Regions from separate parts of the Homo sapiens genome. Here regions 1 and 3 are each linked to region 2. Evidence: chromatin loops called from intact Hi-C (ENCODE). Cell type or tissue: mammary epithelial cell. All regions are shown on one strand.

Region 1 (8,000 bases), 130 kb after region 2:
TTACTGTAAACCACTGAATACAGGGTAAAGAAAATGTTTAGTCATGGGTCTATGCTGACATACAATCGATTTTTAAATTTGCATTATTTTTAAGTGAGACTACTGAAAGCTAAGAAATTAACAATAAAATGGGTCATTGGTAGAAGTAAATCAAATCCTCCCTGAAACTTCACAGGATTCCCACAGCTAAAGGTATGCTGAAAAGAAGCTCACAATCCCCAAATTCTGAAACAGTGTAAGCAAAAGTCAGCAGAATTAGACAATTAAGAATTTCAACAAGTAATCCTATCAGATGATACTATGAAATAAGTATATTTGAAATAATTAATAAAATATAATAAACAGTTAAAAACACCAAAAAAATCCTCAAAATAGAAGATTGGAGAGATTATGGGATGAAATAAAAGTAAAGATTGACTACTAGAAAATTTAAAATCACATCTGTGATTTGCATCTGTAGCTTACGTTATATTTCTATTGGACAGTGCTATTCTAGCGGAATAAGTAATGGGAACCAAAAATAAATAAATATTTTAAAACTGTTATCACTCAACATTTGCATTATATCCTGCCCAAACCTGCTGTTTCTACAATTCAATAAAAGTCAGTAATTATTAACTGTGTGTTATATGCCACATCTCCACAAGAAACTGTGGGGATAAAGTTGAGTAATACATTATCCTTTCCATCAAGGAACTCAGTTCACAGCCTGGTAGGACATACTGGTGAGAACATAATTATCTATCAGAATGCAACAAGTTCAGGATGGGAGCACTGATTTTTTTTTTCTTTCTGAGTAGAAATGGGAAGAGCTAAGACAAGGGAAAAACCCTCTGGAGGAGTTGTGTGAGATATGTAGACCTTGGTAGAAAGAGGGCATTCCACATGGAGGGGACCACACACAAGAGTGGGTCTGCTCAAGAGATAGTGAAAAGCGTCATGTGGCTGAGAGTAAGCTGGATCAGGATAAAAGAGGCTGGAAATTTCGACAGGATCCAGATGAGGAAAGGCCTCGAATGCCAAGCTGCAGGGATTGACTTTGTCTTCTATGTGAATGGACACCCATCAAATACTTTCAAGCAGAAAACATGGTTCGACTGGAATTTTAGAAAGATAACTCTGGCAGAAAAACGGAGGCTAAACTAAAGTGGGGAGACTAGATTCTGGTGGCCTGGGGCATGAGGGATTGGGTGGTTATCAATAGATCCCTGTGACTTTGGGAGCAGCTGAGTCCATAACAGAGTTACTTGGTCTTGCCATTGCTCACACTTAAAAATAAAAAGACATTTTTTTCTGAAATCCTGGTTAGAACTTCTTTAGTCTCCTATTCAAGGCTAGCTTGACAACATTTTATTTCTGGTTGCTCAATAATCAATTGTTCAGGAAAAAAAAAAGCTTTTGTCTATTCTTAGAGAGCACTCAATCCACTTACGGCTTGAACTGGTTATAGGCAGTTAACTCTTAATTTTGCTAAATTCCTTTTTCAGGATTGATATGAAACAGCTCTGAATAAGGGTGAGTTGTACATGAAACTTATTCCTCAACATCCTCTCTGCAGGTGAACCAGTGTCAGAGGTGTCTGAACCAGAGCAACTCCATCTTGAATAGGAGCTGGGTAAAATGAGGCTGAGACCTACTGGGCTGCATTCCCAGGTGGTGAAGGCATTCTAAATCATAGATGAGATAGGAGGTCAGCACAAGATACAGGTCATAAAGACCTTGCTGATAAAACAGGCTGCAGTAAAGAAGCCAGCCAAAGCCTACCAAAACCAACATGGCCACGAGAGTGTCCTCTGTCCTCACTGCTACACTCCCACCAGTACCATGACAGTTTACAAATGCCACGGCAAGATCCGGAAGTACCCTATATGGTCTAAAAAGGGGAGGTATTAATAATCCACCCCTTGTTCAGCAAAAGAAATAACCATAAAATGAGCAACCAGCAGCCCTCAGGCTGCCCTGTGGAGTAGCGATTCTTTTATTCCTCTACTTTCCTAATGAACTTGCCTTTGCTTTGCACTGTGGACTCATCCTGAATTCTTTCTTGGAGTATGAGCCCTCTCTTGGGGTATGGATCGAACACCTTTCCTGTAACACAAGTATATGTGTTCTCTCTTACTTGGCCTAAAAGTGGTCCAATCAGCTCATCCCCACTGCCCTCCACCCACGAGTCTCAGTTCTGCCCAACACAAGGCACAATGCAGGAGCGAATGTCAGCCTTACTCTAACGCACAGAACGACAGCACCCGATCAATCCAGCTAGAGGAGGAAAGACAGCCTGAAAACATTATTTAATCATCTCAATTCACATCTTTGCCTGTGTTTCCAGGTCCTATTATAAGCTTATGGATAAATCTGAAAGAATATAGCAAGCCCTTAAACAAAAATAGGATCCTTTCTGAATATGTCGCTTTACTGGTTGGATAGATATGTATTCATTCTCTGAAGTTAACTGAAAGCACTAACAACAGCAGTAGAAAAAAAAAAAAAAACCTGTCTGAAGCAGCATTCAGAAATCAGTAAAAATAGAATTGGACTGTTCCATTGTGAGATGCCTTAGTTCTCCTGAAAGTGAATAACATAAATAACGATGGACCAGTTTTCTGCTGTGTCTCCCTACCGCTATGAACAACATGGCGGCTTCAGCAGATGAAAGAGATTATGTGATAGCTGCTCAGAGTTTGGATTTTTTTTCCAGTAAATATTTCTGAGAATCTTAGAGTATGAGTCAAGAGATTCTTGAGGATAACCCTCGGATACAGATAAGTCTGAGAATTACACTTGTAGTGCTCAAACCTGTGTTTAAAAGTGGTATTGCTCTAATTGCCTGCATGCAGCTGGTCAGAGGGGCAGAAGGTTTGACCTCCTGGCTCTTGGCCTTAAAAAAAATTAAGAAAATAATTTAGAACAAAGCTGAGAAGATGGTATTGGTAAATAGTAAGTGATCGCAAGGGTTAAATATTTAAAATTGGTGTTACCCAAATCCAAAAAAGCGCTCTCATAGTTGCACGTGTGGGGGCAATCACTCATCATCACAACCTATGTTTGCCTCACCTCTCCTCTGAAAGAGAGATGCAAGCTATTCTGAAAGCAAATAAATACCCTGACATATTTTTGGAGGTGGCATGTAAATCAAGAACAAACTTGTTCAAGTTGACCTAGACTTAAGAACTTTTGCAATTTTGTGGTGTGACTAAGCCACTAAATGCTCAATTTTTACACAATACCATAGAGTCTAACTTGGAGCAGTGCAACTGTAGTAATTTGCCAAAATGGTCAGGTTTGTTAGCAACAGTATAGGCTTCTAATGTGAATCAGAAAGGAACAATTAGGGATAGGCAAAGCCAACAGGTTTTAAGACAAACATCTTGGCTGATTCTAAGAAAACAGTTTTGCTTTCCTCTTTTGTTTTAAATGGAAAACAATTTATTAATCAAAGGAAATTTACTTAATAGTTCTGACTAAGTCTAAATCTTGATATATTTTAGGTAGCCAAGACATTTTTAGAGATGTTATTGAAGTAAATAATGATATATTTTTACTTTAAAAACCTGATAGTTTAAATTCTGGGGAAAATTCAGAGTCCAAATTTGGGCTATTAACAATAATACAGATTCTGAACATGTGGCCATAAAGAACCTTCTTTTCTTCTCTACTGAAGACACATTTGCAATTATCATAGATTCTCTTACTATATTCACACAACATAAAATGAAGTGCTATCACACACAAAACCCTTAATGTCAACCAAAATTCTACTTCTTGATAGGATGCATTTGAAAATCATTCTATATTTTTGTTGCAGAATCTCCCAAATCTTTTGTAGGCATATAGTTTGCATATCTTCAGGATTAAAAACACTTCAAGCTTTATAATCTCTGTAGATCATTGTTTTTTTAGGGCATACCATGCTGGTTTCATAAACCTGATCAAATCTTTGCCTTCAGGCAGACATCTGCAGTTGTTGGCCTCCAGGTGCTTGAGAGTCCTGGTACTTCAAGACCCTCCCCCTAAGGAAGAGAAAAAAAAAAGAACCTCCAGGAAATCTGCAGGTGCAAGTGTGTTTGAGGGGAACTTAATGAATGATGGATTGCCCTTCTTTTATGTTGTGTATTCAAATAGGCAGTGTGTGTTTGCTCTGATGTAGTTCTGACCTTAAGTACACAGAAAATGAGCTCAGAGCTTTTTCTTGGTACTTCTGATGGAGTTTCTCTTTCTTGTTGCCAAAACATCCACCTTTAAGAGTACTGACTGAGGTACTGAGAAAATGAGTTTTCTAGAAGAAAATAGCTAAAAAAATCTCAGTAAAGGACCATTGATACTAGCGAGATAAATATATGGATACTGTATTAGTCCATTTTCACACTGCTATAAAGAACTACCAAAGACTGGGTAATTTCTTAAGAAAAGAGGTTTAATTAATTCACAGTTCCACAACCTTAACAGGAAGCCTGACTGGGAGGCCTCAGGAAACTTACAATCGTGGCAGAAGGGGAAGTCAGCATATCTTACCATGGCAGAGCAGGAGAAAGAGAGTGAGCGGGAAGTGCCACCCTTTTAAACCATCAGATCTCATGAGAACTCACTCACTATCATGAGAACAGGATGAGGGAAATCTGTCCTCATGATACAATCACCTCCCACCCCTGACATGTGGGGATTACAATTCAACATGAAATTTGGGTGAGAACACAGCCAAACCATATCAGATACCATTGTCTTCATCACTTGGACATTTGCCTATGACCGAGTGTTTTGATTCAGAAGCAGAAGATAATTTGAGATAAATGGCTTATGCCCAAGACTCCTAGAAGACCAAAGCCACTCATGGTCCCATGCTTCTTTGAAATTTTGTATTCTTTTTTTTTTTTTTTCTTGAGACAGAGTCTTGCTCTGCGACCCAGGCTGGAGTGCCATGGTGCAATCTCGGCTCACTGCAACCTCCACCTCCCAGGTTCAAGCGATTCTCCTCCTCAGCCTCCCGAGTAGCTGGGACTACAGGTGCCTGCCACCTTACCCAGCTAATTTTTTTTTTTTGTATTTTTAGTAGAGATGGGGTTTCACCATGTTGGCCAGGCTGGTCTTGAACTCCTGACCTCAAATGATCCACCAACCTCGGCCTCCCAAAGTGCTAGGATTCTAGAAATGAGCCACCATGCCTGGTCTGAAAGTTTTTATTCTTTATCCTCTTTGTTATTTTCTTTGTTCTCTGATGGTTCAAAATAGTAGACACTCATATCCTTTAATCATGGTATACTTAATATCCTTACCCCTAACAATTATCAGAAATGGAATTCATTCTCCAGACACAGACCAAGTTGAACTACATATATTAAATCAAAAGAAGAGGCCATTTGACTATCTAAGGAAGGTTTAAGTAGCTTAAGGGACATATGGGTTATGTTTCACTTAGATTATACACACACACACACACACACACACACACACACATATCACACATCTTATAGATAATGTCTGGCATATAGTAAATTGTTGTTGCCATCAAAAGTACATGAAGAGTTTGGGAGTAAGAATCAGTCACTTCGGGAAAATTCTCTTGGTGAAGAAAAAAATAATCCTAAAAAAGCAAAGACTGAATGGAGCAAAAGAGGGTAGATGTCTCCCTCTTGGACATTATCTGGGCTACGCAATGTTCCCACCACAGGTACATGTGGTAAATGCTCTTCCTTGGCCCCTTAAAAATCATTTCCAATCCCCTTCTCACTGGACACCTCCCACTGTGGAGTCTGGAGAAGGAGAGCTGTCTACTCATGTCCCCAGACTTTCTTGCCTGTAGTGTAAAATGCCAAGTGCTGGCCAAGGAAAAACAAAAAGTATTCTGAGTGAGCTCCTGAGAGAGACTTTTCTTTCTAGATAAAGAGAAGAGCCCTTGACTCTTCATCTTGCCTTGCATGTGAATGTGATGCCTGAAGCTGTGTCAGTGTTACGCAAACATGGAGTTATAAGCATGAGGAAGAAAGCAAGCGTGTGAGGATGGTGAAAGATAAAGGGAGAAATAACCTGGATCCTTGAGGGCTCTGCAGAGCTACTGAACCGATGCCAGCAAACACCTAACTCAAGATTCTTGTAATGAGAGGCAAAAATAGCACCTATTGTTTAATCTACTGTTAATCAGATTTTGTTGTTTGTTGTTGCTTGCCCCAAAAATACATCTATCAGATATGGTATGTTATTCACAGGCTTTTATTTATATGCATATGGAGAAGTCACATCAATGCTTGCTTTGTGTCCCATCAGTTTTGATCATGAGTCCCTCACACTCTGGAGCTGCACAAAATTGGATACTTACCAGCGGCACCTGGAGATCTTGTAAGGAATAGTGATTCCTGGAACTAATACCCAGAAATATTGCTTCAGTAGATCAGAAGTGCAATCTGATGTGGTGTCATGGTTTGAGAGCTACCTCAAGATCCACTTTCACTCATAAGCCAAGTGAAATATATTCTATTTCTGTGAAAGATTGTCTTTCTAAAAGAAGTCCTCAACCCATAGCTATTATCCAAGAAATTCAATCAAGAAAGGAACACACATTTTAGGACTTTGTTTTTCAATCTAAAACTACCAAAACAGATTCTGAGGTTGGAATACAGGAATTCGCATTTTAAATAACCACCCCCAACAGACTCTGAGCCCTTTCCTCCAGATGATTGTACAGACTGCCATTCACTCTTTCAAGAGTACTGGTGGATCAACCAACATATACCAGGCACTGTTCAAGGTACTGGGCTTCCAGCTGTGAACAAGCTAGACCAGGCCTTTACCCTCGTGTGGCCTATATGGGAGGTGAGAGGCAAGATACACAAATTAAAAAGTAAAGTAATAAATCAATAGGAATTCCGGATCATAAGGTCTATAAAGACAACAAAACATGATATGATGTTTTAATAGAGAATGCATTGCTTGGGATGGGATAGAATAAAGCAGTCAGAGAAGTCACCACTAAATAGATGGCATCTAGGCTCAATTCTGAAAGAAAGGAGAGGGCCCTTTTGCCATGAACTAGGAGAAAAGCCTCACAAGGAACCACAAGGCAAAGGCCTTAAGCAGGAATGAGCTGGCACACTTCAGGTACAGAGAGAAGGCCAGTTTACAATGAGAAGAGATGAGTTCAGATTAGAGATTCAGATATTCTTGGCCAGAATAAGAAGTTTGAAAGAAACTCTATTTTTAGCGGAAGCTAGCAAAAGATTTTAAACAAGAAGGAAGAGGAGGGAAAGGTAGGTGTGTGTCTATGGGCATGTTGTGGGAGGGTGTATTAGTCAGGGCTGTGCAGAGAAATGGAACCAATAGAGGAGGGAGAGACAGAGATAGAGACAGAGACAGACAGAAGCAAGAGAGAGAGAGATTTATTTTAAGGAATTGATGACACAATTGTGGGAGCTGGTAAGTCTGAAATTTATGGAAGAGCTGAGTTGCAGTCCTGAGTCAAAAATCTGCAGGATGAAAACTCAGGAAGGGTTTCTATGTTGCAGTCTTGAGGCAGGATTGCTTCTTTTTTCAGGAAATCTCCATTTTTGCTCGTAAGCCTGTAACTAATTGGATGAGGCCCATCGTATTGTGGAGGGCGGTTTGCTTTACTCCATGGCTACTGATGTAGATGTTAACCAGATCTAAGGATACCTTCACAGCAACATTCTGGCTGGTGTTTGACCAAACAACTGGGCACCATAGTTTAAGCAAGTTGACCCAGAAAATTAACTATCACACTATCACAGTGTGTGTGTGAAAGTGTGTGTGGGTGTGTGTATTTGAAGTGATCCTCCTCTCAATACCCATCCATCCATTCATAACTTTGGATGTATAGGGAAGCAGGCATGACCTAATTCCTGACTGGCTCACCTACCATGAAGGCTCCACCTGTCCTTTGCTGGAAGATGTCCCCCTTGGTCTGTCACCCTGGCTGCTTTTCACCCCTCTACACAGGCTGCATTTCTTTTCAACTACCCTGTCCAATTGCTCCAATCTGTCTTCCTGCTTGA
Region 2 (8,000 bases):
TTTATTTTAAACAAATCAGAGTATATCACAGCAAGAACGCAAGTGATTATCTTCAACATAATCAGAGCTAGCGTTTACTGCATGCTCACTATATGCTAGATCCTGTTGTGAGTACTGCACATGAATTAACTCATTCAATCCACCCTCACAAGAGCCCTATGAAGAGGGTACTATGATCATCACCACTTAACAGATAAAATATTTGAAGTAGGGGAAAGACTATTTGTTCAAGGTCACCCAGCTAGTAAGCAGTGGAACAGGAATTCAAGATCAGATGATTTTTCTTCAAGAGGTTCTTAACTCCTGTGCTATACATACATGAAACATGAAAACAAAAATGCTGCTTCTGGCTGACCTTTTCAGGTTCTGTCCCCATTCCTTGGTATTCCCTCTCAGCTGTGGTTAGGACGACTTTGGTGAAAAAGTTGGAGAAGCTGTCCCTAAAGAAATCTTAGCACAAACATCCAAGCTCAAGCAACTTCCTTTTAGCAAATGCCCAAATTCTAACATTCAAAATAGATTCAGAAAATTTCCTCAAAACAAAACCAAAAATCTTTCAAAAAACTTTCAAATAAGAAAGCCACATGAGTTTGTAGACAGAATATCATGTTCCTTGTTCCCAAGGTCTAGCTGAAAAGTTGTTTACAAGTGTAAATTGATGACTTGCCCATGTCATTATCCATTTGCAGATTTGATTTATCCATCTTCATCTGAAAATATATCCACCTCATATGTGATTTTTGCATGCTGATGAGTGCACCTGGAATTGTGACATAGGAGATTGAGTAGGTAGGGGCTAAAGTGGGTGGCAAAGTGGGGATGTGCAAAGAGATAAAAAGAAAATGTGCTTTAACATATTCTGTCATATGAGCCTTTCTCTTTGCTGCATACTTCCTGCAGGGAATATTTCCTCAAAGAAAACTATACAAACAGGCCCCTTCTCCAGTTTATCTGCACCAAAAGTGCTTTTATTGTGTGTCCACACTTAGCAGGTTTGAGAAGAGGTCAAAGTAGTCTGCTCAAGCACCTCATGAATTCTTCGAGGGGTAGGTACAATTTTCCTTCCTTCTTGACAATTTTTCTTAATCTTCATCTCTTTGTTGCAGATTTTTTAGTATCTAATTATTAAGCAGAGAAAAGGCCATAGATAGTAACTGAACACAAATTTCAGGTTCTATCTCACATAAAACTTAACCCTTTCACTGTCAAAAGTTAATCTTTCTACACTACCAACCATAAAGACCAATGACTAGACCTCACATCTTCACTATCCAGGCCATTGATGAATAAAACAAACTCATATCCAGGGTTAAAGAACTGAAGCAAATCTAGAGGCAAGGCCAAGATGAAGAAGAAATTGGTGTTAGAGTGGAAAGAGCAGTAGACTGAGAGTCAGAAGCCCTGGATCCTGCTCCTTACCATTAAATCTAAAATATGACCTTGGGAAACGAACTTCCTTCCTTGACGTTGATATTGTCATTTGTAAAATAACAATAATGAATTAATAATAGTTGCTAACATTTAATGAGAACTCGTTAGAGATGTCAGGCACTGTTCTACACTTAAATGCATTAACTCATTTAATCTTTATAGTGGCATCATGTGTTTGGTGCTAATAATATCACCATTAACTAAGGCGCAAAGAGTTCAGTAACTTGCTCAAGTTCTGAAAGCTAGTAGGTGATAGCATCAATGTTACAGTTACATACCTAAAGTCCTTTTCAAGTCAAAAATTCTATTTTGTTCTAAATGTCTTTCCTCCTCACCACTGACAAAATCAACTCCAAACTCTCCTATTTATGAGTTTTGAAGGCATGCTTTATAGAGTTACAAAAAACTTTAGAATAAAAAAAACCCCAGCAATTAAAGCATTTTTATTTTGCATGTATAATTTCACATATTTCCTTTGGGAAATTTTACATAGTTGTAACAGGCCAACTTTTATTATAACTCAGAAATAAGAAAGCACAAAAGTATTTGGCATTGACTAGAAAAATATCTAAATATTCATATACTTTCATCTGGATGGAAAAGTAAGAGCTAACATTTATTAAAAGCTAAAATTCTTCTGAACACTGTTTAGAGCACTTTACGTATACTATCTCATTTAATCCTCACTTACTCATAAGGCAACAGCCTTGTGATATATCATCTCCATTTTACAGAGGGGATTAATAACTTACCCACAGCACACAGTGTAGCGAAAACTTTAGGATTTGAATCCAGTCACAGTCTTGACCCAAAGCCTCTTACTTAACTTCTGTCTGTGGAAGAAAAGTGAAATCATGAAAAATGGATTTTTGAAGTAAGGTAAACACCAGAGCCTGGGGAGTGCTGTATTAAGTATTTTAAATCCTGCTCAGAGGTTTAGAATGGCAAAATTAAGTCATGAACAAAAACCAGTCCATAATGACTACCGATCTTTGCCAATTTAAGCATATCATTAGAATTAAAATTAATTTTCCGTTATCTATGTCATCTAGGACTTGGAAAAGCACAAGGAATTCTAATTCTCAAAAGAAGCTCAGCCCTCACTTTAGTTAGTAGTTTCAGCCTTTTTCCTGACCAGACATTTTACAGAACAGCCTAGTTATTACAGCTTGTAAAATGGAATACTATGACATTTTGTGAGTTCTTTTTTCCTTTCTGACTTACGCTGCAGTATAAAATGACTTTGAAGTGGATAAAAGTGCGTTTAGAGAAAGAAAGGTTGAGGAGATACGTGTCCTGTGCCTGGACGCTATTTCAGAAGAATAATCAAGCCTAGTTAATTTGTTTGCCAAAATGTCTCTAAAATCTGTAACATATGAGATAATGTGTGAACCATTTTTCACTTTCCAATTTCTGCTTTAAAATGTGGAGAATTGAGTAAGTCTGAAGGCCGGTTACAGAATACCCTGGGTACACTGGCTAATAGATAAACCAAGTACATAGCAGCAAATGTGAGAAATGCAAGATAGGGTAGTATTTTCTTTTATCTAAGAAACCACAAGGTTTTCTGTTCTTCTGAAATATTTCATATTACCATTATGGAAGCACTGTTTCATGGTCACTGCAGCAAATAAGGTCAGGTTATTCTCTGCAGAGACATAAATATGCATTGCTGGAGACAGTTGGGTATCCTCTTTATAAGCACATTGACATAGGAAAGAATTTGTTTTTTTCAATAGGATGCTTCCATCAAATTCTTGCTATAAACATTTGATGTACTGTAGCAAATTAACATTTAAACACTGGGTTTATATGCTTTTTTGTTTGTTTTATAGCCACAAGGAAAACCCACCTTTTCTTAGCTTTTAGTATCATGAATCACAGACCTGTTATTTCCTCCTTCCCATCTACATTTTACCATTTTCAGACAAATAGCACTGTCTCCAGAAAAGCAGTAATTTCATTTTTGCCAGTTATGTTCTTTGTTCAGTTTCAATTTGACATCCCAGAATTATATAACTGAAAGGAACATTGAGAGATCATCTGTGCCAACCACCCCAGGAAGGCATCTTACAGTGTGCACCTACTTCATGGCTGGATAAGAGATTCTCTATTTGATAAATAGTCTCTTCCATTAAGATACCTATGTACATAAAGTGACCAATCAACAAGTACTTATTTTTGTTGCATGTAGAGAACTGTTACAGGTTTTATGGGAATCATTATAACAAACAGAAAAAAAATCTTATACCATAGTTTCCTTATCTATAAAATAGGGAGTGATACTCCTTACCTTACAGAATTGAGGTGACTTGCACATAAATCCACTGGAGTCGTTAGTACTATTAACCTATTTTGTAGATAAGGAATCTTAAAGTTCACAGAGGTTAAGTGCATCACTGTATTCTGCCCAATGTCATGAAGCAAGTAAGTGGCAAAGTCTTCATCTCGATCTTTTGATCTACAGGTTTTTTTTCTTCCAGTCTCTTGTTCTGTTTCTCCACCCACCTCTGAATACCTTATATTTACATAGCAGGACATATTTTATAAGTTTCTTCCACACACATTCTTATTTTGAGTAGATATTTTTATTTCACTAATGAAGAAACTGAAACATTGAGTAAATGGTTTGTCTGTGGTCATTTGGCTGGGGAGGCCGACCAGGTTTTAGACTCCTCTCTTCTGGGCCTGAATTAGAGAATTTTCCACTGCACCACATCAGTCAGCAGAGTTTACAATCTTACTTAGGAATCCACATAAACACACTTGAAACAAAGAAAAATTAAGTCTTAAAACTCTACACTACAAGTACTGGGGGAGATGAGTTCATGAGCTGAAGTGGTTTTTCAGTTTTCATACTTTCTCCATTCTTACCAGCTCTCTTCTCATTTTCTGAGGCCCGTACAGTTCAATTTTCTCCTTTCCCTACATCATTTCAGTCAATCTGTTTTGCCCTTGAACTTCATTTGACTTGTCTATTACATATTTCCAAGTGTAAGTATTACATTCCTTTCATCCTGGAACATGGTTGTCTTCACAAATGTTCAAATGTGCTTAGAACTATTTCTCTTTTTGTTAACATAGTGACGGATTGCTCATTATTTCACAGGGTTTACGTGTTCATACAGATTGTTAAATACCTTCCATGTTATTCCTCAGCTTATGTGGCTGTGCAGGAAGTTGTCAATGACTCAACCTTAGCTGCGTGCCAAGTACTAGAGCTGTGAGCAACCCCCATCTCTAACGGCGCGTCCTACGTCCTGCCTTTGCCTCCCACTGGAAAGCATATCTGCGGTGACCAGTCATATCTTGATTATTATTCCCCCAATGTTTTGGCCTAGCAGAAGGCCTTGTTCATTTTATAAGGCTGCCTTGTGTTCTTCCTAGTGGTGAAGTTAAGGCAAATAAAGAAGTGGCTTGAGCTGTGTGCCATTCTGGGGCCATGCTGCCTGGGCTCAATGAGCAGTTCTGCCAAAGCTTTGTGACCACTACTTAGCTACTCTGTGCCTCAGTTTCCTCATCTGTAAAATAGAAATAATAATTGTAGCTACCTCCTAGGATTATCGTATAGGTTAAATGAGTCAAAGAGCACAGGAGTCAAAGAGTTTGAGCAAATAAATGCTCAATGAATGTCATCTTCTACTGTGAAATTTTTTGTTAATCAGCGTAATATGGCTGGCATAATATAGGGAAGTTGATATATTTTATCAGCTCATTGAACCCTCCTGAGAACCTGAAAGACAAGTGTCACTATGACCATTTATGAGGCAGAGAGGATATTTGATTTGCCCAAATTATTATGACTAGAAAATGGTAGACTCAAAATATAATTCAAATTAGTCTGATTCTTGTATGCCAAATGATAACTGACAGCTGATATTTATTCAATGCTTATGACTCTTTTGTCTCTCATAACAATCCCTTAAAATTATATTACTATTATAATACACTTTTTACAGTTCAGGAAATTGAGGCTTAGTGAGTTCAAGTAACTTCTTAAAAATCAAGTCAATCTGACACTGATTCAAAATACAAAAATTTTTTGATAAGAAGAGCATCTCAAAATTAGATGGTTAAAATTGAGACAACTTGGTGATTTTTTTGATAAATAACTTCTATCTTTTGGAACAAAACATAATAGCAAGAAATAAAGCCTCTCTAATGGAGATTATATGTGAAAATATTATATATTGTAAGATTTAACAGGTCACCTGCAATTTAGTACATTTCTAAATGAAGTCTGAAAGAATCAAGTATTTCTTCCTCCAGATTATACCATAAACTGTATTTCATCAGTTCTAAGCACATTTTTTCATATTTTAAATTTTTCTAAATTAAGATACTCTTTAAAATTTTAACTGGAAAACTTTTCTCTTTAGTGATAAATAAGATAGCAAGCTTTTTATAGTCGATGACTTCTTCTTCTTCTTTCTTCTTCTTCTTCCTCTTTTTTAGATGGAGACAATCTTGATTATAGCTCACTGCATTCTTGAACTCCTGGCCTCAGGCAATGCTCCTGCTCCTGCCTCAACTTTCCAAAGTGCTGGGATTATAAGTGCACGCCATCATGCCCGACCTGACTTGATGACTTCTTAAGATTCAGTGAAGCCTGGTATTTTATATATTTATTTTCTATTATGTGATCTCATTATTAGGGCCTTCAAGTTTGTTTTTTATTTTAAAAAAAGCAAGCTCCTTGCTGGGGCCCATTAAGAAATGAGAACTCTCGCAAAAAATGCTTTTTTATTCATTCACAATGCTGCATATTTCACTGGTAGTTACAATAAATCACAAGCTGATAATTAATGGAGGGAAATATGTAAAGGGCTTTCCCTGGGCAGATTTAGGTGATTCTGTACAACAAAAATGTTAATCAAATGAGAAAGTCAGTATGCTGGTTGAACATTTCTTTTCTCAAAGATTCCTTTTGACTTCATGGAATTACAGTTCAAACATTTGCAAGCTCTTGTTTTTGAAAGATACTAATTACTGTCAAAATTCCCCTCCTCTAGTGTTCATTTAAAATTTCTTTTTCTCTGACCCAGTCTTTCAAATTTCCACCCCCAGTTTGACCTCAGGCTTTCATCCACCACTTGCAGACAAGAGTTTTATGGGCTTTTCCTGTCTTATTTGCTGGAAATAATTTTTGCTCCCCAGAAGAATATTCTTTCATCATAAATTTCTATCTGTTTGTTGTTTCTTTTCTGGATAATTAGGATAATAAGCATTTTTATTCTAGTCTTTTCATGGCTGAGACACCTATAACAAAAGACAGATTAACAAGAAAAAAGCATACATATTTATTTAAGTTTTACATAAAAGAGACTTCAGAAATGAAGACCCAAAAGAACAGGCAAATGTGCATTTTTATGCTTAGGTTTGAGACAAGGTGGATGGTTGTGGAAAAGTATGATTGGACAAAGGAGGTATGCTCTAATGGTAATAAACTGGGGGGAACTTAGCAAGGTCTGTTTGTTCATATTTTTCTCTGCATCCCTGGGTCATCAGAGATAAGGATGTTCTTTTCTTCTGGTATTAGAGAGAGCACCCTTCGCCTGAAGGTCTTATGACCTGCTTCAGGGTAGAAGGTAGAAGAGCGGGAGAAAGTCAGAGAGTGACTTTCCTAGATTTTCTGACCTGCTTCCGGCGGGAGAGATGAGGGGAGGGTAAAAGTGACCTTCCTGCTTCTGCTGTTTTCTCAAATGCCAACATGCTGTATTTTGGGGTTGCCCGTCCTAAACACCATCAATTGTAACAAATGTACCACACTAATACAAGATGATAGGGGAAACTGTGTTTGGGGAGTAGTGGGGGTGGAGGGTGTGTGTACAAGAACTTTTTGTACTTCCTGATGGATTTTTCTGTAAACCTAAAGCTACTCTTTGAAAAGTCTATTGGCTGAGTATGGTGGCTCACACCTGTAATTCCAGCACTTTGTGAGGCTGAGGCAGGAGGATCGATTGAGCCCAAGAGTTTGAGATAAGCCAATGCAATACAGTGTGACCTGTCTCTACAAACAGTTTAAAAATAAGCAAGGGTGTGCAGGTACACACCTGGAGTCCCAGTGGCAATCACACCATTGCATTCCAACCTGAGCAACAGAGTGAGACCCTGTCTCAATAATAAAAATAATAATAATAATGAAGTTTATTAATTCAAAAATACCTATTTTCCCAAATTGAAAATATAATATGGCCCATAGCTTTGTGACTTTTCAATTCAATCATCTTAGTTACCTTCCAGGAGCAAGCTTAGACCCAGTCATCCTAGAAGGGCACATTTTTTGTTGTTTAGGAAATTACCACAAAGGACTGAAAGAAGGAAACAATGCAGGTGATTCAATGTACAGCGTGCTCCCTTTCCTCACTGACTCAGTACCATTAGTGCTTATGTAGCACTTCATGTGCTTAGATTGCTTTATAATAGCTTAATAGCTGAGACTCGCAATACTTCTGTGAGGTAGGTGGTCAGCAAATACCTTGGTTAGAAGTTTCATTTGAACAACCTGATGCCCAGAATTGTTAATGGCATACCCAAGGTAGCAGTGAGTCAGAGAGTGAGGAGGGACG
Region 3 (8,000 bases), 110 kb after region 2:
CAGTCTGAATCCTTTTTCTCAAGGGTTGCAATGGAAGATTTGAGGATTCAACAATGTCAAGCTGGTGTGGAGTCTGGGATGTGCCTGGTTCTCCATGCGTCTGTCTTTGCCGAGTCATCTGTGGGCCCTCAGGCATGGATCCTCCAGCTCACTTGGCCACTTCCGGTGCCACCCTTTGGAGGAGGGGAATCATTCTGTGGTTTTCTGGCTAGGGTAGAGTGTGGGATTCTCAGTGAGGCTCTCTATGGCCTTGTTTGCCAAGGCTCACTGCAGAGCCATTTCCTTTCTAAAGCTGTGTGACCTCCAGGGGTGGGGGTCCAGGCACATGTCCTTTAGAGAAGGTGAGTTTTAGAGCTCACCTGTCAAGGAGGCTGTGCGGGCCCTGCTGTCAAGGACCACTGCCTCAATACCCCCACCCTTGCCCCATCTTTCCTGGGGTCAATCCAGGTGACAATCTGGAGAAACCTAATATTCATCAAACTCTCAACAATTTAAATAATTCCAGAGTCCTTGCCATTTCCCTAAGGCTGTGGGGTTTTGAAACAGAGAGAGAGAGAGAGAGAGAGAGACTCCCTTTTTTCTCTCCTTTGTGCTCTGCCACATTCTTGCCCTGTGGCCAGGAGAACAGGCCAGGAGTAGGAAGAGAAAAGTGGAAATTGTGGAGGGCAGATGGAGAAGGGAGGTGGGCATCTGTTAATATTTCAAAAATGATCTAGCCACAGTACACTCATTGGTCTCATTTAACTGTCACGACAGCTGTGTGAGTAGAAGACCTCACTTTTCAGGCGAGGAAGCTGAGACTTAGAAAGGCTAAGTCATCTGTTCAGTGCCAGTCTGGCACTGTTTTGTTTTTTACTGGGAAGGTGGCAGAACGGAAACCCAGTCTCCACACCCCACATGCAGTGCTCTTTCTGCCACACACTGCGTTCCAGGTGAACTGGACTCCTCGCTGTCTTCATTCACAGCTTCTTCCTGCATATCTTTGCGCCTTTCTCCATGCTCTGGAATGTTCCCCTCACCATCACCACCTGTCAGAGTCCTCCCCATCATACATTCCAGAAGGCTTTTCTCGTCACTTGCGGCAGCAGTGACTTCTCCCTCCAAAACCTTTGGACAGCGGCTCCCCTCACGCTGCCTCTGCTATGCTGCTCTGTCAGGGTCATGTGTGCTCAGATCTTATTGCACCCACAATTTTTTTTTGACAGAGTCTGGCTCTGTCTCCCAGGCTGGAGTGCAATGGTGCGATCTCAGCTCACTGCAGCCTCTGCTTCCTAGGTTCAAGTGATTCTCATGCCTCAGCCTCCCAAGTAGCTGGGATTACAGGCATGCACCACCATGCCTGGCTAATGTCTGTATTTTTGTTAATAGTAGAGAGGAGGCTTTGCCATGTTGGCCAGGCTGGTCTTGAATGCCTGGCCTCAAGTGATCCGCCTGCCTCGGCCTCCCAAAGTGCTGGAATTACAGGTGTCAGCCACCGCACCTGCCCCTAGACTGCAAGCTCTTTGAACCCAGGAACCCTATCTTATTTTCTTTAAAAGAATGAACAAATGAATGGATGGGTGGGTGAGTGGAAATAGGTGCTCCATGACTCCAAAGAGAAAGGAAGAGTCTTGGCAGCCTTACATCTCAAGTCAGGCCATAGGATGAGCTCTCGAATTACAGGGCAAGACGGATGGGAAGAAGCCCTGCGAACTAGTTGGCTAGTCTAGAAGAATGTTGGCAGCATATGTATTGAAGAGAAAAAAAAAACAGAATCATGGACAGTCAAAAAAGGTCTTCACCCTAGACAGGATGGTCCTTCCAAGTGAGGAGTGTTCATATGTCTACCACTGGTTATTCCTCCTGAATTCTCTGTCCACATAAATGCAGAAATAACAGGGCCTGAGCATGAGCTGATGTGAAACAATCACCTCGCAGGGTCATTTTGAGGAAAACAGTGTAATAATATTATTACACTAGCTTCCACTTACTGGGGGTCTATGGTCTACCAAGCTTATGCTTAAGATTGTGAAAAAGGCCAGGCACGGTGGCTCATGCCTCTAATCCTGGTACTTTGGGAGGCTGAGGCGTGAGGATGGTTTGAGGCCAGGAGTTCAAGACCAGCCTGGGCAACGTAGCAAAACCCCATCTCTACAAAAAATACAAAAATTAACCTGGCATGTTGGTGTGTGCCTGTAGTCCCAGCTACTCAGGAGACTGAGGCAAGAGGATCACCTGAGCCTGGAAGATTGAGACTGCAGTGAGCTGTGATTGCATCACTGCCCTCCAGCCTGGGCAACAGAGCAAGACCCTGTCTCAAAACAAAACAAAAAAAAAAAGGATTGTGAAAGAAAAAATTCTCAGTTTCACTTATCAACAGTTAAAGATTTAAAAATAGCTATTAGGGGCTGCTTTAACGACTTCTAAGCATCAGCATGGAAGAAGATGTTCAAAATAACAACAGGGAAAATTTGAATTTGTGAGAGTGGAAGGAGGCATACAGATATTTTCTAAGTGGCCTGCAGAAAGACTTCGTGGTTACCCTGTAGGAAGACTAAAGAAAATAAGTAGTTGGTTGCTAAGCACCATCTTTCCATCAGCATATCTCCACACTCAATGACATCATACAAAACAAGATTCATTCTTATGAGCCATGAGCTAAAGGCTTGTCTGAGGGAAGTTCATCCCAGATGCCTAGCATATCAGGAATTTATTTAGCCAACTGGTAGGTGGTTGATCAACTTGAACCATGGTTACAACCAGATGTATACAACCACATGCTATGTCAGAAAAGGTGAGTCTTAACTGGTTAATTATAATTTCTCCTTTTCTTTTAAATGAAGTACCAGGTAATAATTTTTAAAAGGTACACCAAGTTTATGCTAGGGCTTTTCTTTCCACAGTTTAAAGAGGGAATAGACTATGACAGGGAGAACATTTTAGATAAATAAATGATGTGTGTAAATTTCCCCCATTTGTTTTAATCTTCTTCCTACACGCTATCCGGCAGTCCATCCCACCTGTCCCAAACGGTGGGACAGGCTGCAGGCTACATTCTTCCACCTTTCATGGTGTCTTGCCTTGGTAATTGCTGTTCCCTTAAAATAGAGCAATGAAATCAATGCTATGTGGGCAACTGACAATGAGGAATCTCTCATATTTCCCAGAACGAAGAAAATCTTAGCCATAGGGGTAAGATTGTGTTGAGCCAGATACTATGTCAAACATTGAAAATATAAAAACACAAACATTAGTAAATAAGCTACAGCCCCATTTTTCCCAGGTGGCCTCTAAAATGCACCTCCCCTACCCCCCACAGTGATCTCCACCTCCTGGTATTCATGCCTTTGTGTAATTTCCTGGTTTTGAGCATGAGCTGGACCTAGTGACTCACTTCTAATGAACAGAATAAGTCGAAAATGATGAGCTGTCACTTCCGACATTAGAGGGCAAAAAAATCTGTGGCTTCTGGCTTTGGCCTCCCCTCTCACTCTCCCACTGGCTTGTTCTGAGGGAAGTGAGCTGCCATGTTGTGAGCTGCCCTGTTGTGAGCTGCCCTACAGAGGGGCCCATGTGGCAAGGAACTGATGTCTCCGGTCAACAGCAGCAAGGGCCTGATGCCTGCCAACAGTCACTTGAGCGAGCTTGGAAGTGTATCCTCCCCAGTTGAACTCTAAGATGACTGCAGCCCTGTTGAATATCTTAGTTGAAGCCTTGTGAGAAACCCTGAGTCACAGTGATAGAGTTTGGATGTGTGTCCCCACCCAAATCTCATATTGAAATGTAATCCCCAGTGTTGGAGGTGGGGCCTGGTGGGATGTGATTGGATCATGGGGCAGATTTCTCATGAATGATTTAACGCCATCCCCTTGGTGCTGTCCTCATGATAGTGAGTGTGTTCTCATGACATCTGGTCATTTAAAAGTGTGTGGCACCTCCCCTCCCACTCTCTTGCTCCTGCTTTCCCCAGGTGACGTGCAAGCTCCAGCTTTGCCTTCTGCCACGATTGTAAGCTTTCAGAGGCCTCCCCAGAAGTAGATGCCAGTGTTAGGCTTTTTGTACAGCCTATGGAACTATGAGCCAATTAAACCTATCTTCTTATAAATGACCCAGTCTCAGAAATTTCTTTATAGCAATGCAAGAACAGACTAATACACACAGGCACCCAAATAATCTGCATCCAGGTTTCTGATCCACAGAAACTAAGAAAATAAATGTTAGTTGTTTTAAGCCACCAAGTTTTGGGGTAATCTGTTCTGCAGCAATAGCTAACTAATGGGGTAATAGTTATAGAAACAAAGAGTAACCCGCATCCACAATGTCTTTATTATGTGTCTGAAACTGGACTAGATGTTTAACATGCATCATTTCATTTATTTCTCACAATGCTATGAGATATTATCGTTATCCCCGTCTTACAGGTAAGAAAACTGAGACATAAAGAGGCTGCTTGACTTATTCAAGGTTGCACTGCTAATAAATGGAAGAGCTAGGACTGAAGCCCATGTCTGATTTAAGAGTCCTTGCTCCAAAATCAATGAATACCTCCTCCCAGGCACATGCAATGAGCTTCATGCAACAGAGAAAGTGTATAATTCCCCAGGTGACCAAGGGAGAGAGTCAGGCATTAATGCCTGAAGGTTTTAGAGAAGTTTTTGTGTTTATGTTGGGTCTAGAAGAATAAGAAGCTGATCAGACCTCTAAAAATTGAAAGTCCATTATAAGACTTGCCTAAGCGGACTGTCATGTTCAAAGGCATATGAGGTAGAAAAATCTCTTCAAATTTCAGAACTTCTGGTATAAAGTTCAAAGCTATGGGAGATGAGGCCATGTAAATAAATAAGGCTAGATTGCAAAAGGGTTTTCTCCTGTTAAAAACACAAATTTTTAATTGGGTTACTCTTCCTTTATCTTTCAGCTCTTAAATATAAATATTAATTCAAAATCATGTCCAAAAAAACACAATTTAAATTTCCAGATCGTGTAAGTTAGGCTTTGCAATTGACCAGAATTTTTATTTGAAGTTTTAGATTCAGATTACAATAGAGACAGTTCTAAGAAATATTAACTTTTTCCTTTAGTGGTCTATGACAAGTAAATACATAACGAACAGAGCTTACTGTTTGTCAACATGACTAATTCTGTAAATATTATCTCAGCCTCTATGATTTCATTGATTTAACGTCAGGTGTGTGGTTTCATCTGTCTCAACAAGCTGCAGATCTATTGTGTCTTACTTGGGAAATCTGTGGCCTTGGGTACCGGAAAGAAAACACTCGCAACATTGAACTCTCATTTATTGAGGCAGTAGCTTTTATTGTAGAAAAATATAAAATTGCAACTGATATTTGTGATGTCAAACATTAAGTTTCTATACACCCAAATAGATCTCAGGTAATTGAAAGAATTCTATTATCTTACAGTAGAAAAACAATCAGAAATGCTAATATTTAACAGCATTGTAGAGGAACAATAACTGATTCAACTTTAAAACATAAAGAAAATAAAAACAAATGTATAGAGCTTTTAAAATCTAAAAGTAGCCTGGGCAACATAGGGAGACCCCATCTCTACAAGAAATTTAAAAATTAGCTGGGTGTGGTGGCACGTGCCTGTGGCCCTAGCTACTTGGGAAGTGGGAGGATCACTTGGGTGGAAAGGTCAAGGATACAGTGAGCCGTGACCGTGCCACTACCCTCCAGCCTGGGTGGCAGAGTGAAACTCAGTTTCAAAAAGTAAAATATAAAGATATTATGCTGTAATTTGAAAATAGGAGAGCAACATGTTGCAGCAGTCATTTCCATTAAATAGGATAGAAGGTTAATATGTATAAAGAACTCCTGAAATCTATACAGAGAACCCCAATATGCAAATAAGCAGTCATAGTTATTCCCAAAATACCTATTATATTCCCAAAATACCTATTATATTCCAGATGCTTTGTTCATTCTCTCATTTAATTTTTTCAATAATCATGCAATGTCTTGATTGTTATTCTAGTCTTGCCGCTGAGAAAATTGTAGCTTAGCAAGATTAACTCACCCAAGCTTAGTTAGTGGCAGAGGCATCTTTTAAATGGGACTCCAAGGTCTGTATTTTGTCTGCCATGTCATTCCATGTAATTGAAAGCATGAAGATCACGAACAGACTCTATATAGCTTCTGTACTATATTATCCTCAAATATAACCTGAGTAAATTAAAGCAACTTGCAGGTAAATGTTAAGCATTCTAAAATATCTTTAGATTTAATGATAACACAAATATTGATATAGGTTTGATAATGGAAGGAAGGAGTAAATCTTTTACCACATCAACATTGTGATTTGATAAAACCTAACTGGAAAGAAACTTGACAAGCACTTTATAAAAAAATTATTTGGGACTGTCCGAACATCACATTCACCAAAGCCTTTCCTGGTATCTCCGTGCGCAAACAGAATTATGTACCTTTCCTCTGTACCTTGAAAATATTGACCTCTATGTCCCCAATCCATCACATGTGACTGAAACACAGAAAGAATTTCTTCATAAGTATTTATTGACTAAATGAAGAAATAATTCCTTAGAAGTGAAAAAAAAATATACACATGGAGACATTCATTACAGCATTCTACACAATAGTAGAATGATGAAAACAAGGTCGACAAAACCGAAATGGTTAAAAGACATTATAACAACATGACTGATTATTTCATAGCCTAACAATTTAATAGGCAGTCACCAGTGAAACTTCAAGAATATGTAGCCATTATGGAAAAATAAAAGTTGTATACAAAATGTAGTGCGATTGATCTAATGTTAAAATGTGTTTGTATGGGACAAAGACTGCAAGTTAATATACTTAAAAGTTGCCAGGTGCAGTGGCTCATGCCTGTAATCCCAGCACTTTGGGAGGCCAAGGCGGGAGGATTGCTTGAGCCCAGAAATTTAAAACCAGCCTTGGCAACATGGCGAACTCTCTTCTCTACCAAAAAAAAAAAAAAAAAAAAAAAAAAAAAATATATATATATATATATATATATATATATATATATATATGCTTTTTAAAAATTCTGGGCATTGTGGCACATGCCTGAGGTCCCAGCTACTTGGGAGACTAAGGCAGGAGGATTCCCTTGAGCCAGAGAATTTGAGACTGCAGTGAGCCGAGATGGCACCACTGCACCCCAGCCTGGGCAACAAAGCAACATGCCGTCTCCAAAATAATAAAATAACAAATAAAGTAAAAGTTAATGGTTATCTTAGAGTGGTGGGATAAGGTTTTCTTCAATCATTTCTCACAATTTCCTTTAATGCGATTGTTAAATTACTTATGTTCATCTCAAAAATGACTAAAATTGCTCTTAAGATTATTTGGAGGCCAAGAAAAATAGTTTGTTATCAAAATTTTCTGTCTTGACCATTAAGAAGTTCAGAGCTACCATAACTTTCCTTAGCTGTTTGTTTCTGATATAATTATTTTCCCCCACCTTGATCTCTATTAATACTTAGTTCTTACTTTTATTTTTCTTTTAGTGGTTTGAGGAATTTATAACTGTGCTTTTTAAGCTGCTTCAAATCATTTTTACAAGTAGGAGGATTATAAATAAATAACAATAAAGATTGCCGTGTAATAAGTAAGCTATACATAATACTAAGACATTATTCAAGGAATTAAGCACTAGAACACTGTATTAGGAATTAGACATCTAGACATCAGATGTCTAGAAAACCATCTGAATGCTAATGAAAGCTAACTCCTTTACACTTCCAACCTTCATCTCCCCTTCTCTCCCAAAGAACTAACACCCTTACACAAAACTCTACTGCATTACTTCTCCATGATGTCTTTTTATTTTAAACTTGTACGAGCAGTGACTACCTCAGCACAGCATATGCTGTTAGTATTAATGTGCTGCTGAACGATATGGCATCATCTGCTTCCACTGGGACATCACCTCTCCGTTCCCTTCCATGCCACCACCCTCCTCCTCCCCCACAAGCTCTTTTTCTTTCAGGATGTGATCTGTACTTTAATCCT

Evidence for each region. Peaks named below come from ENCODE experiments on the same cell type or tissue, not always from the same donor. Only the 100,000 strongest peaks of a DNase experiment are listed, where the experiment ranks them.
Region 1: a loop joins it to region 2, with 7 times the contacts of the local background. A loop is called at or near these places in 3 of 110 quality-filtered maps.
Region 3: a loop joins it to region 2, with 11 times the contacts of the local background. A loop is called at or near these places in 3 of 110 quality-filtered maps.

The regions. Positions count from the first base shown.
Region 1 is chr12:27,994,898-28,002,897 of GRCh38, reverse strand. No RefSeq gene overlaps it. Among named protein-coding and RNA genes, the nearest start is that of PTHLH, 26 kb to the right of the region's middle. RefSeq lists a silencer at 2,636-2,836. In mammary epithelial cell, no CTCF peak of the experiment used is centred here; a DNase peak (open chromatin) is centred at 3,197; H3K27ac peaks cover 2,044 bases.
Region 2 is chr12:28,127,516-28,135,515 of GRCh38, reverse strand. It overlaps LOC105369710 (a long non-coding RNA gene), which reads left to right and starts at 5,942. Exons shown (of 3, transcript XR_931461.3): 1 at 5,942-6,043. LOC107984462 (a long non-coding RNA gene) reads right to left here. Exons shown (of 3, transcript XR_001749450.2): 2 at 2,184-2,264; 3 at 942-1,118. RefSeq lists an enhancer at 4,024-5,223. In mammary epithelial cell, no CTCF peak of the experiment used is centred here; DNase peaks (open chromatin) are centred at 4,635 and 7,875; H3K27ac peaks cover 4,926 bases.
Region 3 is chr12:28,019,068-28,027,067 of GRCh38, reverse strand. No RefSeq gene overlaps it. Among named protein-coding and RNA genes, the nearest start is that of PTHLH, 50 kb to the right of the region's middle. RefSeq lists a silencer at 3,586-3,786 and an enhancer at 2,830-4,029. In mammary epithelial cell, no CTCF peak of the experiment used is centred here; DNase peaks (open chromatin) are centred at 157, 2,627, 3,397 and 5,167; H3K27ac peaks cover 5,938 bases.